Linked DNA regions of Mus musculus: all the other regions are linked to region 1. A link is a loop called in an ENCODE intact Hi-C map of the cell type or tissue named here. Cell type or tissue: left cerebral cortex. All regions are shown on one strand. Region 1 holds the start of Nfkb1 (nuclear factor of kappa light polypeptide gene enhancer in B cells 1, p105). Region 2 overlaps Nfkb1 (nuclear factor of kappa light polypeptide gene enhancer in B cells 1, p105). Region 3 overlaps Nfkb1 (nuclear factor of kappa light polypeptide gene enhancer in B cells 1, p105). Region 4 holds the start of Ube2d3 (ubiquitin-conjugating enzyme E2D 3).

Region 1 (2,500 bases):
CTGCATGCTCACTACCTGATTGATCCCTGGCCTTTCAAAGTTGTATTTCCACTTGAACTCAGTAGTGAGACCCCCGAACTCTAAAATAGGTTTAAGTCAAAACTCACTTGGGAGCTACCTAGCCCCAGGCTGTCATTCCTGGCCCATGGAGGCACTTTGCCCAAAGAATAAAGACGCTCAAATGCTCGCAAACGGTCATCAGTGGGAGGCCTCTCCAGAAAAATAACCTCCCTTGAGCCGGATAAGGATTTATGAGCTGTGAACCAACACTGCGGGTCTCACTGTCGCTCTAATTCCATCCACAGCGATGATCACACAGGCCGGACAATGCGCTGTGGCTGAAATAATCGAGCGGATTGAAGACTTCATCCAGACCCAATATAAATTCATGGTTCTCTGGAGAGAACCTCAGCTACGATCTCGAAATTCCTGTCCGCTCTATGGAGCGATCTGAGTGTAGCCGAGACCCCCAGAGGAGGGAACAAGCAGATGAGATTGACTTTTGTGCCCAGCGCGTGGGGACCAGGCCGGTCTCCCGTGGCCTCCAGCTGTCCGGGCCTGCCCTTGGGCTGCGGGCGCCTCCCGGGGGCGTCGCGGCCGCCGCGGGGCTTGGGGTTCGGGGCGCCGGGTCGGGGCGCGCGGGCTTCCCCCACCCCCGGAGGCGACCCCACCTCCCGCCCCCGCTGTGCGCGCGCGCGTGGGTCCGTCCGTCTGTCTGCTCTCTCTCGACGTCAGTGGGAATTTCCAGCCAGGAAGTGAGAGAGTGAGCGAGAGAGGACGAGAGAGAAGTACCGAGGCGAGCCGGGCAGGAAGAGGAGGTTTCGCCACCCGAGCAGCCCGGCTGCGCGCTGACGGCTTCCCGTGCCCTGCGCGCCCCCGGCCTGCCGCCGCCGCCGCCGCCGCCGCCGCCCTCGGCCTGCTCGCGGGCCGGCTCTAGCAGCGCAGGCCGGAGCTCAGGGCCCCGCCGCGCCCGGCCCGCCCCGCGCTTCTCCGCCCGCGCCGCAGCCATGGCGCGCCGCTGAGCCGCCCGCCCGCCCGCCCGCGCCCCGACCCGGCTCGGGCTCCCGCCGGTCCGCGCCGCTCCGCAGCGGGAGCCCGCAGGCGAGGAGAGGCCGCGCCGCATCTCCAGGGTAAGCCCCGGGGCAGGTAGAGGAACGGAGCCGCCAGCTCTCCGCACCACGGTGCAGCGGGTCCCACTGGCTCGAAGCTCCCGGGGTTCGGGGGGGGACTAGGGGAGAGCCCCAAGCAGGAGTCGCGGATCGAGCGGCCCCGGCTGCGGGGAAAGGGCACATCCGCACTGGGCGGCCCCGAGGCCTTGCGGGCCGGCTGGCGGGGCCCTCGGCGTCTCCGCGGGCGGGAACGGGAAGCGGAGAGGAACTCTTGCAAAGTTTTAGAAAGATGTACCCAAGCCCCTGCGGCGGGGTTGGGGTGGGGTGGTGGCGGCCAGGCTGAGGTCCGCCACCGGCCTAGGACAGATAGAAAGGTGCTTGGTGCAGTGCACAGCCAGATTTCACCAAAGGGCGGTCAGTGAAATGAAAGCAGAAGTGCCTGTCAGTCCTCCTGGCTGGCAAAGCCCTTCCCAGCTCCTAAGAATCAGTCCCTCGGGAGAACCTGGGGCCCACTTACCAATCTGAGATAGACACCCCCCCCTCCCCATACACACACATATCATGCATTCAGCTGCCAAATCTCAACTTTGATTTTCAAAATAATAAGGAGGGCCTCACACCGATTCTCCAGGGCTGGCATTTGAGAGAGAAATTACCTACTAATAGCACCTTTCAGACTTTTGATTACGGGGAAACTCTAGGATAATGGCACCATGTTTTGTGCCTGACCTCCAAAACAGAAAACGATACAAACATGACGCCTCTGCTACATGTAGGCTTCCTTCGGTCTTCTGAGACAGACACCAATCTTGGCTCTGTTTATGGGTCGAGTCTAAAACTTAAGTGGGACAAATGATAAAAAGATTTCATCATCTAGATTTAATCTGTTTTGTTTTTTTAATGAACTTTTAAAAGTAAAGGCCAACACTGCAGCTTTCTAAGTAAGCATATTTAACTAAAATTTTTGTTGTTTTAGGGCTGAGAACAACTTGTGGTGTTTATTAACATTTGATGGCTATGGCATCAAATACTGGGGCTCAGACTGGTGGTTAGTACTAAAGATGGAGATGGTGATAGAGTTGGGTGGCTTTCTAGAGGACTCTTCAGCTGATTGTTCTTGGGTGGCAAAAAAAAAATGCATTAATGTTCGTCAGACCTTAAAAAGAGAAACTTGATTAAAGTAAGGTCCTTGCTGAAGTGGGTTTTTTTCCCCCTGATTTTAATATTGCGCTTTCTAGAGATGGAACCTCTTGCTGTTTGATGCACGAAAAAAATATGTAAATTATTTACATCGAAGTCCTTTGCTTTGCATATGAACTTGAGAGGCCTGGAATTTAAAAAGCTGTGCTTCCTGTTGCATTTAACATTTCTCACCCCACTGGATGACTACA
Region 2 (2,500 bases), 60 kb after region 1:
GAGTGGTGGTTTGCCATTGTAGTTGCAGCCTGACTCTTGAGATGTTGATCACACTAGTAGGGAGTGTCAGGAACAGTGCAAATCCATGAACCCTGGTGAAGGTCCAAGTGTGCCAGCAATAGTGGTGAATCAAAGAGGTTTTCATGTATCCTGTCCCTGCTTTGCATTCCCACACCAATATTCAGAGGGCTAAGAGTGAACTCCACAGTGTTCTGCATCTTGGCTGTCTCTCCAAAGCTTACATCACTTGCTCAGGCTGTCTAAACTTGCCTTCTTATCTGCAAGTTAGGGTACTACTAGTGCCAACCCTGCCTATCTCAGGGTCATCAGAAAGCCCAGATGTTCTCCATAGATAAGAGGGAAGGACAAAAGGCTCCGTAGTGCCAGACAGCATGCAGGAGTCCCAGTGAGCTGCCAGCAAATTAGCCATGAAGCACGAGGATCAGAGGTCATTGGTTCGTGTAAGATGGCAGGGCTGGGGTTTGATCCTGGATTAGATCAACTCAGCATCCCTGTCTTAGCAAGACGAGACCAGTGTCATGAGTCCTTCCTATGCCATTAGCTATAATCCCGTTTAGCAGGCTTGATCTGTGCTTCCTGGTTGCACAAATAAATAATAAAGAACAGTAAACTGACTCCCTGTCATCCTTGAGAGGACATACATTATTAAACCAATATACTATTTCGTCTCTCTCCCTCCCTCCCTCCCTCCCTCCCTCCTTCTTTATAATTTGACTTGACTCAAGAAGAGTAAGCAAGTAGCCTTTTTTTTTTCTTTAAATGGAAAAGACTTTCAGGATGACAAGGGGACTCTTGCTCCTCCTTTTCACACCTAGCATGAGGCCTTTCTCACAATATGCCTCACCAGTGCCAACAAACAAGCAGGAGTCTCTGTAGCTGTACCTGTGCTCAGATCGGTGATTACAGCCATGGCGCATTAAAGCCAGTTAGAGAGAGAAAAATAACCGAGCCGAGTGTTGACATGGTGCCGTGGAAATGTGAATAGACTTTGGGGAGGCAGTGGCAGACCCCGAGTTCAGGGCACCACCACCTTACCCCAAACCATTGGAACCAGGTGGTGCATGTTACTTGAGCTTGCAAAGGGCTGGTTCTTTCCCCGGTGATATGGGGTGCCACTACTGACCCCACATGGCTATTGTGGGGATTTCTCCCTCCTCGGCTGTAGAGACAGAATATGCACATAGACTTAGATGAGCACGTGCTCTGGGAAATGAACAAGCATGCGAAGTAAGGCGTTATTTAACGCTTACTAGCCAGTCACATATCACTTTCCTACCCTATGTCCTCCAGTCATTCTCGAAAAGGGCACAGTCGTGGAGCCATGATGGGCTGACATTGTGAGGAAGGTGGGAAACACAAGAGACACGGGCTATTGGTGCAGCTGCTTGAAGGAACTCCTCCTGTGCGCTGTTAATGAGCAGGATGAGGGCTCGAGAGCACTGAGCACCCTGCGAGCATGACTGCGCTCGACCTGCTGAGAATGCCTTTCGAGCATGCGCTCTACCCGCCCGCAGAGAACGCCTGCCAAGCTGCCTCATCCTCCACTTGCTCCTTGCTTACTCAGCTCAACTCTGCCTTCAAATCTCAGTCCGCATGAGTTAAACACACGGAAGCTTTCTCTCACTTCCCAACCGTGCCAGACACTGTTATTAGACATTCTGTTTGATGAGTTCTCCAGTTAGGTTTTACCTGTATTGTTGAAGTTATCCAGTTAGCGTCAGTCCCACTGTTTAATTCCGTGAGAGAAAGAAATTGGGCTTGTTCTGAACGAGGTGTAGCCCCCACTCTCTGACCTTCTACAGTGTGGGGCTCTTAGAAAGGGGCGTAACAAACTAAACTGGTAAACTTTAGTACTCAGTGAAATAATGGGCTAGATAAGAAACAATTTTCTGAGATTGTTGATATCATCAGGAACCAAGTGTTGTCTTAACTCCTTTAATCTTAAAACAGTCCGGTGATACTTCGTCATTAATTTGATTTTTGAAGGTGGAGAAGCTGACACACGTCACTCCACGACAGCTGGGGGATTTGAGCCTGGCTTTGAGAGATCTTAACCTAACCATGACCTGCTGTGGTAAAGAGCAAGGTTGGGTTCACAAGCAGAGCCAGGCCCTGTTAGAACCCTGAGGATGTTCGAAAGAAAAATCAGCAGAAAAGAATGATTTTAGGTATGATGTCTTACATTTATGCTGCTTCTGCTTTCTGTCAGAGTACGTTAGCCGAATTCACCCAGAGAGCAGCCTGGCTTTTGAAACTGTGATGCTGAGGAAGTTCTAGGCCACTCATCTCTTGTTACCCCTTTGAAGAAACAGCAAATGCTTTTCCACAGTAGGTCAGGGCTATCTGAGGTTAAAAAAAAAAAAAAAAAAAAAAAGTACGTGGCTGACTAAGAGGGCTATACCTGAGCCCATGACTTGTAGTTCTTATTCTAAAAGGAGCTCTGACCCATGGACCCAGAATTCTAGAAGAGTTTTCCTTC
Region 3 (2,500 bases), 80 kb after region 1:
AAGACACCTCAGGAAAGGTGCACTATAGTTAAAATGCAGATTACGATTCTTTTTGACGTGCTAGACATCATATTCTCTGGGCCTTGTAGACACTAGGCAGCTGCTCTACCATTGAGCTGTAACCCTGGTTCTCAAATGATAAGTACCCAAAGGGAAGCATCCACAAACTGTATGAAATAGTTGAGGAGACAGTCCTGGATTCCTTGGTCTAAAGAATCAGCCAAAGAATTTCTCTTCAGTGGGAAGCCACTTACCACATTATGAAGGTGAATGGAAGTCAAGGCTCTGTTTATGAAAGAGAGATGTTCAGAGGCAGAGGTGTGGCAGCTGGTGTTTGTCCTGGGAGAAATGATTACTGTGAATCTGTGTGGACTGAGGAAGGTTGATTTAGGCGAGGGAGGCCAGGTCCACGCAGTGAAGCGTTTCTGTGGTAGCTGGAGGTTTTTGCTTTGACTCTGATGGCTAGGCCTGCCTGCTCACTGTCTGGAATGATGTGGTCAGAATGTTGCTAGAATTCAGTGGTGCCTCAGCAGAGTTAGAAAGGGTTCTAGCAGCCAGAAGTTAGCATCCAGCAGATACTTCTCTGTTGGTGCTGTGGAGACCTGGACCTTGGGTGAAGAGAAAGGAAGAGAGACTCGAGAGTCTCAGATTGTTCTAGGGTTTCCAGACTAGAAGTGTATGTATGGAGTGGTTAAGTGGATAAGAGGAACAAGGGAGAAGAGTCTGAGAATGAAAGAGAAGCTTAGTGTAAACATATTTCAGTTGGGGTCAAGTGCAGGAAGGGGGCCAGTCAAAGGCATGACTCAAGTGGGTGGGGGCTCAGCACTGAAGAGAATCCCGGCCCCACAGAGTTTAAGTGTAGGGACGCACAGTGCTGCCGTCAACCTCTCTGTACCTCTGTTTCGTAAGTTTTGTCTTGACGGCCATGGTTCTGAGAAGAGATCCATGAACTTGGAGGCTACACAAGGCCTGGGATCTGATAAAATCAGAAATGTCTGGCTCAGAGAGAATGGGGCTGGAGAGGATGTCACCAGGTACAGGGTCCTAGGTCCAGGGCCACCAAGGCCCCCAGGTATCGGTCCCTTGAAGGCAAAGCGTGATGGTGGCCAGGAGTTTCTGGGAGGCCATGTCTCTTTTTGAGGTATGGCCTCCCCATTCCTGGGTCAGGCTTATGGTGAGCTCTGTGGCTGGCCTACTTCCTTCCTCACCAGCTTGAGGTCTTCTAGATCCTTCTGTCCAGACAAGGCAACATGAAATTACTGCTTTACCTGAAGCCTCTGCCCTCTGAAAACAGGAAAAAAAGATTATTTTTCTAAGAAAAAAAAAAAAACAGTGTATCTCCTGAAATGTGCCTTTAAAAGAGCGTTGTCATTGCTGATGCAGAATCATGAGAAAAAGAAAAGAACTGCAGGTTCCCTGTGCAGGATGTGAGCCTTGAAACGCTGAGAGTTTGGTTGCCAGGCAACCTCTCCTGCTAGTGTCTGCATCTGAAGAGTACAGTAGACAAGGCCCAGCTTCCTGGGCACTCCACGCCAGCAGAGTGGGAGTTTTCTAATGCCTGGATTAGAGGATTGGGGTTCCCTGAAGTCCTGGTTACCTCACATCTTCTAGGTCATCATGAATACAAATGGTATACTTGAAATACAAATGAGGCTCCACCTACACACAGGATGGCTGAGGTACCTGTTGTGTTCCGTGTTTCTACACTGGAAACATTTTCTCTGTGAGATCCACAGTTCATCCACTGACTAAATGAATATAGCTATTGGTTTTGGTATAACTGGTGGGAAAACTTTATAAATATTTCTCCGAGCCATCAGTTAGAAAGTAGACAGTCTCTTCACCTCAGCCTCACTCCTTTCTGGCCGAAAGCCGTTTTCTTCCTAATCATCCTGGTGTGCCCAGGGTTGGTTTCCCAGGGACTGGCAAAGTCCACCATGCTCTCCTGCTTTCCCCATCAGCTGCAGTAGACAGTCCAACATAGTCCAAAAGTCCTTGTGCCACACCGTGGGGTGATGGAAACACCCACAGAACTAGAGAAGTAGGGATCTTTCTGAACATAGACCATGATGAAAGCCAGCATTAATCAGTCAGACACAGGACGATTGTTCAGTATTGGCCTATTTCCTGGATAGAAAGCACCATGTTGACTATTTAATGTAAACACAAAACCACCTTCACTTCTCAGCCCCAAAGACAAAGAAAACAAACAAACAAATATCTGCTAGGATACTCCCAGACCACAAAGGAACAGGAGCACCATGTCAGATCTCCCACACAGTGACAGGACTGAGAACATGGTGGCTGAAGATCACACGGGCCATGACAGAACTGAGGGCACATGGCTGTCGATCACATTGCAGTAACAGAATTAGGGGGGCTGTCTGGGTTAGTAAGGAACACAGACAGTGAAAGACAAGAGGAACACAGAACTCTGTGAAGAGCACCAAGATAAGTCTCGGAGCACCTGGACCTGGGCAGGCCACTGTCCCAGAGGTCA
Region 4 (2,500 bases), 250 kb after region 1:
TTATTAATCCGTTTCAGCGCCATAGTCTGTGCTTTTCGCCGGGCTCCTCACTATCCCGAGGTGTACTCAAAGGTCCGGCCAAAATTCTTGATTATCCCGGCGGCGGGGAAGGGTTGTCTCTTCTTCTCACACCGGCTCTGCCAGACACAGGCGCCTTTTTGCAAAAACGGAGCAGGTCAGCGACTCGCCAGGGCCTCGGAGAAACCCTGCTGACTCCAGAACCCTGAAAACCGCCGCGATCCCGGCAGGGCGGGGCGGGGTGGCGGAGCCACCAGCTACCGAGATCCGCGCTTCGCCCCAGAGAGGGCGAGAGGGTGACGGGAAGCGCCGAGAGGTGGTTACAAGTTTAACTTCCCGGCCTCTTGAAAGGAAGACGAGCCCCGGGTGGGAGAGGAAGAGGCGGAGGAGAAAGGGGTGGGTGCGGGGCAGGGTCCAGAGCCGGGCAGAGGAGGAGCCGGGGCCTAGTCGGCGCTAGGCCGGCGTCACTCGGGCAGAGAAAGGCAAGGGGGAGGGGAGCGGGCGGCTCCGGACCGACGCCGGGCTCCTTTCGGTTTCGGCTCCAAGGGACAGCGAGCCAGCACAAGGCAATGGGCCCCGGGTGCGCTCCCGTCCCCACGGCGAGGGCTGTTCTGGGTCGCCCCTGACACCACCGTACTCTCCGCCTCGCAGCGCGCTCCTGCGTGCGCGCGCCCGCCCGCTCGCTCGCCCGCCACCTCGCCACCACGCGCCCGGCGGCCGCGGAGCTCCGGCGCGAGGACGCGCCCATGCCCCCTCCCCCTGCGGCCGGGCCCCGGCTCCGCCGCCGGCCTCTCCCCACCCTACCCCACCCAGCCGCGAGGGCTGCCCGCTCGGGCCGCCCACAGCCCCCCGGGCACCGCGCCGGCCCCGGCCCGTCTCCCTCCCCTTTCCCGAGCTGTCCACACCCACGCGTACAGAGGGCCGGGGCCTCCCTCGAGCTGCGGCCTCGGCCTCCTCCCCGCGCGGCAGCTGGTGCCTCCCCGGCCCTACGGGGCTCACGCGCACGGCACAGCCACAAGATGTCCGCTCTGACGGAACTACTGCCAGCTGCCACGCTCCGCCCCTCCCCCCGCCTATTCACCGCCGCGTATCCGTCCGCCAACGCCGCCGTCGCGAGCGCGGGGCGAGCCGAGGGGTTCAGGGGGGAGCGGTTTGCTTCCCTCGCTCGGGCCGAGTGGACGTGCCGCCCGCTTGCCGTCTCCCTGTCGGAACAGCACCTTCTCGCTAAAGCGATCGGAGGTCGGGCCGGGAGGGCGGGGGACGGAGGCGGGTCATGGGCTGAGGGGGAGGGTAGGCGAGTGGCGGAAACCCTTAAATTCAGAGAAGCATCGAGAACCGGAAGGAGACCTTAGGAGGAAGGTAATGGAAGCGGCAGCTGCGCGGTCGAGGCCCCACGCCCCTCCCTGAGTGGCCCCCCGTTTCCTCACTTGGGATGGAGGTGGCGGATCTCGCGAGAACCTCGTGGCAGGCTCGCAGCAGCTCCGGGTCTGCAATGACTTAAGGGCAGTTTTGTGCTCTCTTCCTGGCTCGGGACCCGCCCCCAAATCCGCAAGTTATCGCGAGATGCGCCGGCAACCCCCCCCCTGGGCTCTTACTGGGCGGGTCTTGCGAGGGAAGCACCGCCCCTGAGTGCTTATGCTAGTGGGCGGGGGAGGAAATGGAATTCCCCCGACCGGCCGGCCGTCGCGCGCCGACACGGCCCTCCCCCGGGCGTCCAATCGGGGAGGTGCTGTGGGCGGGGCCGCGGGGTGACTAGATGCCTTAGTCAAGGTGGAGCCGGTTCACGGCTTCTGCCGGCCCAGGTGATGGAGATTTCTTCCCGTGCTCCTCAGAGAGGGCTGAGCAGCGCGAAGAAGCTCCCCTCAAATTAGGAACAGCAAATTAAAAGATCCAGGCTGAGTGCTGATCGCACCGCCAAGTGCGGACACATGCGCGTTGTTAACCCCGAGGGGCCAATCTGAGAGCAGCGGCCTGCAGGGTTCTGCGTTTGCATAGCCTTAACAATACAGCTTTATTGTGATCGGATTGGGTAGAGCCTTAGGTATGGAACCGCAAGAGGAATATCCTAGAATCGTCTTTTCCTTCTGCTGTTTCAGTTTTTGAGCCCCAAAGTGACAAAATACTAGGGAATCGGTCTGGATTAAATCCTGGGGGTGAGATCTGTTAAGTGTGCCACTGCCCTGTTTTAGTCTGCCCTGCATAAAATGTAGAGGGCCGTTTGTCATCGAGAGTACTCTTTGGGTAAAAAGTAAGACTTTAACTTTTGAAAGACATTCAAAAAGATCAATATGTTTAGGTTTTCTAGCATCCTTAAACGACCCTACTTAAAGTGGAGGTCCTTCAGGACTACGTGGAAATAATTTGAATTTTGAGAACCTGTTGCAGGCAATATTCCGCAAGTAAAATGATAAAAGTCAATGTATAGCCGAAGAGTGACGGTGTATACCATAGGTAATATCACTGGAGCAGTTAACGGAATGCA

The links. A loop is a pair of places that touch in the nucleus more often than their neighbours do. Peaks named below come from ENCODE experiments on the same cell type or tissue, not always from the same donor. Only the 100,000 strongest peaks of a DNase experiment are listed, where the experiment ranks them.
Region 2: a loop joins it to region 1, with 2.2 times the contacts of the local background. A loop is called at or near these places in 4 of 42 quality-filtered maps.
Region 3: it touches region 1 in a loop (2.1-fold over the local background); 7 of 42 quality-filtered maps call a loop at or near these places.
Region 4: a loop joins it to region 1, with 2.5 times the contacts of the local background. A loop is called at or near these places in 8 of 42 quality-filtered maps.

What each region holds. Positions count from the first base shown.
Region 1 is chr3:135,689,753-135,692,252 of GRCm38, reverse strand. Nfkb1 (nuclear factor of kappa light polypeptide gene enhancer in B cells 1, p105) reads left to right here and starts at 706. Exons shown (of 25, transcript NM_008689.2): 1 at 706-1,130. In left cerebral cortex, no CTCF peak of the experiment used is centred here; DNase peaks (open chromatin) are centred at 535, 722 and 1,444; H3K4me3 peaks cover 2,400 bases; H3K27ac peaks cover 1,808 bases.
Region 2 is chr3:135,629,911-135,632,410 of GRCm38, reverse strand. All of the region lies in intron 6 of Nfkb1 (nuclear factor of kappa light polypeptide gene enhancer in B cells 1, p105), which reads left to right. Among named protein-coding and RNA genes, the nearest start is that of Gm46827, 23 kb to the right of the region's middle. In left cerebral cortex, a CTCF peak has its summit at 1,158; DNase peaks (open chromatin) are centred at 1,191 and 1,525.
Region 3 is chr3:135,609,404-135,611,903 of GRCm38, reverse strand. All of the region lies in intron 12 of Nfkb1 (nuclear factor of kappa light polypeptide gene enhancer in B cells 1, p105), which reads left to right. It overlaps Gm46827 (a long non-coding RNA gene), which reads right to left. Exons shown (of 3, transcript XR_001783992.2): 1 at 255-2,500. Among named protein-coding and RNA genes, the nearest start is that of Gm46827, 2.2 kb to the right of the region's middle. In left cerebral cortex, no CTCF peak of the experiment used is centred here; a DNase peak (open chromatin) is centred at 1,466; H3K27ac peaks cover 1,490 bases.
Region 4 is chr3:135,437,298-135,439,797 of GRCm38, reverse strand. Ube2d3 (ubiquitin-conjugating enzyme E2D 3) reads right to left here and starts at 672. Exons shown (of 7, transcript NM_001356597.1): 1 at 1-672. The coding sequence starts at 23. It overlaps 4930539J05Rik (RIKEN cDNA 4930539J05 gene), which reads left to right and starts at 1,133. Exons shown (of 3, transcript NR_030689.1): 1 at 1,133-1,377. In left cerebral cortex, no CTCF peak of the experiment used is centred here; DNase peaks (open chromatin) are centred at 490, 596, 1,099 and 1,526; H3K4me3 peaks cover 2,422 bases; H3K27ac peaks cover 2,110 bases.